2 separate regions of the Homo sapiens genome follow, and region 1 is linked to region 2. Evidence: read pairs that join two places in POLR2A ChIA-PET (ENCODE). Cell type or tissue: PC-3. All regions are shown on one strand. Each heading gives the region's core, and the rest is flanking DNA. Links, peaks and the distances in the headings are about the cores only.

Region 1 (2,822 bases), core at 236-2,735, 140 kb before region 2:
CAGCTACCATCTCAGTCCAAGACCACTGTCTCTCACCTGAGTGATGCCAAAGACCTCCTAAAACTGATCTATCGGCTCCACCTTTGCCACTCCACAGTCTAGTCTCCACTCAGTGAATCATCTTTTAAAAACAAAAGAGTGTGCCTCACTCCATTAAATCATCTGATGGCTTCCCCCTGCTTTCTCTTTCCACAGCCTACAATGCCCTATGTGGTTGGGACCCTGCTTCCCTCCTCTACCACATTTCATCCCACTCTTCCCCTTACTCACTGCATCCCAACCAGAGAGTCTGCCCATTTACAAGCCAAGTTTACACCTCCTTACAGCCTTAGCATCTGCTCTAATGCCCCAGATCTTACATTTGGTCATTTGTTTTGCTTTTTTTTTTGGTCATTTGGAAGTCAGCTTAAATGTCACCTCTTCTGATGTCTTTCCTGACCACTTAATCTAAATCTTAACCTGCACACATTCTATCCATTACCCTGTTGTTTTTCTTCCTTCGTAGCTCATATCACTATCTGATATTTTCCCTTTTTGTTTGTTGTTCAACTCGCTCGAGTAGAAAATATTATCCAGGAGAACAGGCATTTGATCTGCTATGTTAACTACTGTTCCCATAGCAGCTAGAACAGTGGTGGTCTGTAACAAGCAGTCATTAATATTTGTTGAATGAATACATAAATGAAGCCCCAGATATTTTTAAAAATTATATTTAGAAATGTAGCAATTAATAACACTATACTAAAAGTAACATTAGGCTGAACCTTTGTGACATAATCAATTATTAATGTTTCAGCTTATAAAGAGGCTAATAAATCCAGATGATAGTATTTCAGTAGTCAAAATACAGTATACCTCTGGGAAGTGGGTCTTTGAAGTATTATTATACACAAAGCAAACTTTCTGGGGTTGTTGGCCGAGAGGAACTCTAAAATTAAAAACAAAAAAATCCAGGGATAGAGTAAAATAGGCTGACAAAGGCACCTACATGCAGAGTGAATAGAGTGAGAGTTGTTCAAAGTTCTGATGGTGAAAGATGACCCGGGAAGTGAGAAAGTCACTAGGCAAGAAGAGCGGACTTCACCTGGGTGGACCTGAATTGAGTTCAGTTTACAATGAAGGTTTAGTGGGGTGGGATGCAGTTAAGAATTATTCTTGTATAATAACATCTTGTAAATACAGTAAACTTCAGTGAGAGCACTCTATTTAAAGGATTTTCTACTTTTTTATTAAGTTAGGTAACTCTCACTGAAACAGAGGAGATAATGCTTATATGGAGTATGGAAATGAAAAGCCTCCTGCAGAATACACACATTCTAAAAAAATTGTAAAAGGAAAAGATGAGATCCTGACAAAGTCCAAAAAAAGGATATAAATCAGTAAATGGTAACCTGGGCTCATAAGAGATGATACCAAATTTAGAGTTAAAAACACATGCAATCAGTCCTAATTATCCATGGCAACATGGCAAATGTTAACCCAGGGATGCTTCTCATCAAGCGGCAGTCAGAATTCAATGTGTGAATTTGGAATTGAAACTCATTTCACTCTCACACAACATAATTATGAGGTAAATTTTCTGGAAAAACAATGCATGTAATAGATTCTAAAGTCAAGTGGAAGTGATTTTTAAATTATTTGCTATTTTGGGTTATTCAGAGTGACTAAATGTTGATTTTATAGTTACATCATCATATATTTGAAATGAGTAAAAGAATAAATGAATTTATATAAAGTGAAACATTAGACTGGGGTGGTAGCTGGCTGCAAATAGAAAGGTGGGGCAGTTCAATATATAAGCTTTCATTTCTAGTATAGCTTTATGTTTTAAAATTTATAAATGTTATATATATATGTGTATGTGTGTGTGCACATGTCTGTGTTTGTGCGTGTGTACAAATAAATTTCAGGCTAAAATGTACCTGATAGATTATCAGGTCCAATCCTTCATTATTATGGGCTTAAATATTCTTTCCTTTACCATTAATCATACACTGATGAAAATCGCTGTGTAAAGTGTGGCTAAGGTACCTTAGCCGTGAGAGGTCCTGGGTTTTGACCAAAGTCACAGTATTGATTGAGGGTGGAACTGGCATGGCTCTTGACTCACAGTACTGGCCCCCTAAGAAACATACATCTCCATTTGTACCATTAGGTAATTCAAACCGATTCGCTTAGGACTATTTGAATAGATTATTTCTCTATCAAGTAATTTTTACTTTTAGTATCATTTTTAAAATTTTCAGTACCATTTGAATTACTTTTTTATTGTCTTCTAAAATTACCTGTTACAAAAAAGGCAAGAAGTTTAGGCCATGTTTTCCAACACTGTATGTATAATGATTTGAATTTTAAAACCCTAATATTTGAAGGAAGTATTCTTGGGCTCCAGATCTGTCTTTATTCTCTGGCTTACGCAACTATGGAAAAATTACACTTGTAAGTTCAGCATCCTAAAAATATGTGTTTTAAATATGCTATAAGAATTTGTCACTTTTTATGGATTTTTTGAAACCAAAAGAATATGTCTTCATTTCCTGTAGGGACGCAAACACAAAAGTGACTGTTGACACCTGATTTCCCTTTGGCAGATGACCAGATAGAATCAGCATTAACAATGTGCAGAAAATGCCAAATGTGGGGGAAATGACAAATGTGTCAGGTGATTTAATATTGAGTAAAGATAAAGGTTAACAGAAATGATCTTTTCTTCTCCGTTTGCAAAATAAGTTAAAAGTGCTTTTGCCTTTGTAAAATACTTTACAAAGTATGCTTTAAAATGAAGATAGTGGTTTTATATATGTTCTGTAAAAATACCGTTA
Region 2 (2,822 bases), core at 11-2,510:
TTTTGTTTTGTTTTCTCTCCCTCTCTGAAAAAAAATGCTTACATTTTATGGCAAGTTGTCTCAGTTTGTTTTGTGCTGCTATGACAGAGTCCCACACCTCCCATAACACCTCCCATTAGGTCCCATCTCCCAACACTGTTGCATCAGGTACTAAGTTTCCACCACATGCTTTTTGGGGTATATATTAAAATCCTAGTAGAACTGAACATTTATATTTTTTAGTTTTGTATTTCTTCTGTTTTTCAAGAAATAGCCTATTTCTTTCCATTTAGAATATATTTTTCAAATCTTCACAACACATAAGCAATATATTTAATATTAAATCTGTAACATGACAATAAGGTTAATAAATGTTAATAAAACCACCAGTTTGTTTACTTTCTGAAAGTATATAAGAAAATAAAAATGATTGATTACTTTATTTGGTAAATTTAGTACTTCTAAAAGATGTCAAATGAAAGACTGAAATCCCTCATTTATTGCCAGACAAATATAACAATGAAACACAGCTTTATCACAGTTATTTATGTAATTAAGCATTCTGTTTTATTTTAGGAATTCTTCGGAGGAGGTACTCTTCACATTTAAAACAAAAATTTTGTTTATTATCTTAAATCAAAGGTTTGAAAACCACATGGTACATTTTTTTTTTTTTTTGAGACGGAGTCCCGCTCTTTAGCCCAGGCCGGATTGCAGCGGCACAATCTCGGCTCACTGCAAGCTCCGCCTCCCAGGTTCACGCCATTCTCCTGCCTCAGCCTCCCGAGTAGCTGGGACTACAGGCGCCCGCCACCGCGCCCGGCTAATTTTTTGTATTTTTAGTAGAGACGGGGTTTCACCGTGTTAGCCAAGATGGTCTCGATCTCCTGACCTCGTGATCCGCCCGCCTCGGCCTCCCAAAGTGCTGGGATTACAGGCGTGAGCCACCGTGCCCAGCCGGTACATTTTTAATTTAATATTAACTAAAAATATGCAAGCAACTAATCTTAGTTGTTTTCTGTTTACTTCTATTCCTGGAAGATTTCTAACATAGTCTCATGCCCAATTTTCTAGAGATAGCTTGCAGCTTATCAGCTTGCTTCCATTTAGTAATAATTGGGGTATTTGGATGCACTAAATAAAATATGATATATCGCAGATTTTGGCAATGCATATAAGTTACCTTAAATACTTTCTGCTGATTGCCCAGTGACTATATTTATGCATATTATATTTATATATCTTATATATAAAAACACATACATGAATTCCTGAAAATGCGTTATAGACTGAGTGATGTTTGTCTTCAATTATAGTACGTGTTTTTCTTTTTCCTTGAATGGCTCTTTCCAGTTTATTCTGTGACTCAGCTACACTAACCACAGTTCAACTTAAACACTGAAATTGCTTTTACATTGCTTATCCAGGTTGGGGGAGAGGATGGAACAGGAGGGTGCAGAGGTTTGGGGACCATGGAGAATGATGAGAAAGCTCAGTGGCTGGGTCCGACAGTTTCTTTAGAAAATGTAATTCAATCTACTTCTCCTTGGCTTTGTATTTGCAACTATTTGAAGTTATGTAAATATTTTCATCTGTTTAACATCTTAGCTTTTCTTTCCCATGCTCATGTCCTCATAACGAATACATTGTTATCAAAAGAAATTTATATTAAAAAAGAATGAATTTCCTGCTACTAATTCCTCTGGAGTATATACCTAGAGTTACCCAAGTGGGAAGCAGTCAATTCAAATTAACTGCCACTTGGAGTCCCTGACCCTCAGAAACCACTGCTTGTTTATTCCCTTCCATTGTGTCTTGTTGCTTATGGCACGCCTCTTCTAAGAGTAGTCATACATGTTGTGCTTTAGTTTCAGCTGCCCTGAGGGATTATTTGCATTTTGGAATCTTTAGTTTCAGTCAGACCATAATAAACATAACGTCAAATTTTGTTAAAATTAGTCCTGAACTTTTCACATGATGTGATAATAAAAAATAGAATACACTCTACACAATATGCATTCTACAATGGAGTTAAAGGCACATATAGGCTGGGTGCAGTGGTAATGCCTATAATCCCAGAGCTTTGGGAGGCTGAGGTGGGTTGATCGTTTGAGCTCAGGAGTTCAAGACCAGCCTGGGCAACACGGTGAAACTCCATCTCTACCAAAAATACAAAAAATTAGCTGGGTGTGGTGGTGGGCACCTGTGGTCCCAGCTACTTGTGAAGCTGAGGTGGAAGGATGGCTTGAGCCAGGGTGGCGGAGGTTGCAGTGAGCCAAGAATGTGCCACTGCACTCCAGCCTGGGTGACAGAGCGAGACCCTGTCTCAAAAAAACAAACAAAAACAAAAGGTGCACATACGATAGGAGAAAATAAGGTAGACAAGCCTTTATCAGCAAACTTAAATGCTGTGCTGTTTATCACAAACTGGAAATATTTTACTTATGTTACATTATTTTATTCATTTTACATTATTTATTCCTTGGCACAACCCTATGAGAAAGATATTCTTATTATTCCCATTTTATACACAAGGAAACTGAAACTTAGATTAGTAATTAGATCAAGGCCACACAGATAAGAGAGGCTAAGAATTATACTCAGCTCTAATAGCCTTCAGAGTTGAGGCCTGTAAGCATTGCATATGGTACAACCTTGGAGGTACTGAAGATCAAATTAAGAGAGAAAAAACAAAAATGAGAGAATATGGAACAATTAGTAAATAATTATATCACATTGCATAAAACAGTTACATGGTAATAACTAGACTTTTCAGCTCATAATCCAGACTATTATTTTTAAAAATTATATATACAGGGGGAGTAGGACACATCTAATAACAC

Evidence for each region. ChIA-PET counts read pairs that join two places held together with the same protein. Peaks named below come from ENCODE experiments on the same cell type or tissue, not always from the same donor. Only the 100,000 strongest peaks of a DNase experiment are listed, where the experiment ranks them.
Region 1: POLR2A ChIA-PET joins it to region 2 with 5 read pairs; 2 of 35 experiments call an interaction of 5 or more read pairs at or near these places.

The regions. Positions count from the first base shown.
Region 1 is chr5:88,459,942-88,462,763 of GRCh38, reverse strand. No RefSeq gene overlaps it. Among named protein-coding and RNA genes, the nearest start is that of LINC02060, 22 kb to the right of the region's middle. In PC-3, for the core only: no CTCF peak of the experiment used is centred there; no DNase peak of the experiment used is centred there; H3K27ac peaks cover 1,410 bases.
Region 2 is chr5:88,321,515-88,324,336 of GRCh38, reverse strand. The region is part of intron 2 of TMEM161B-DT (TMEM161B divergent transcript); the gene reads right to left. Among named protein-coding and RNA genes, the nearest start is that of TMEM161B-DT, 54 kb to the right of the region's middle. In PC-3, for the core only: no CTCF peak of the experiment used is centred there; no DNase peak of the experiment used is centred there.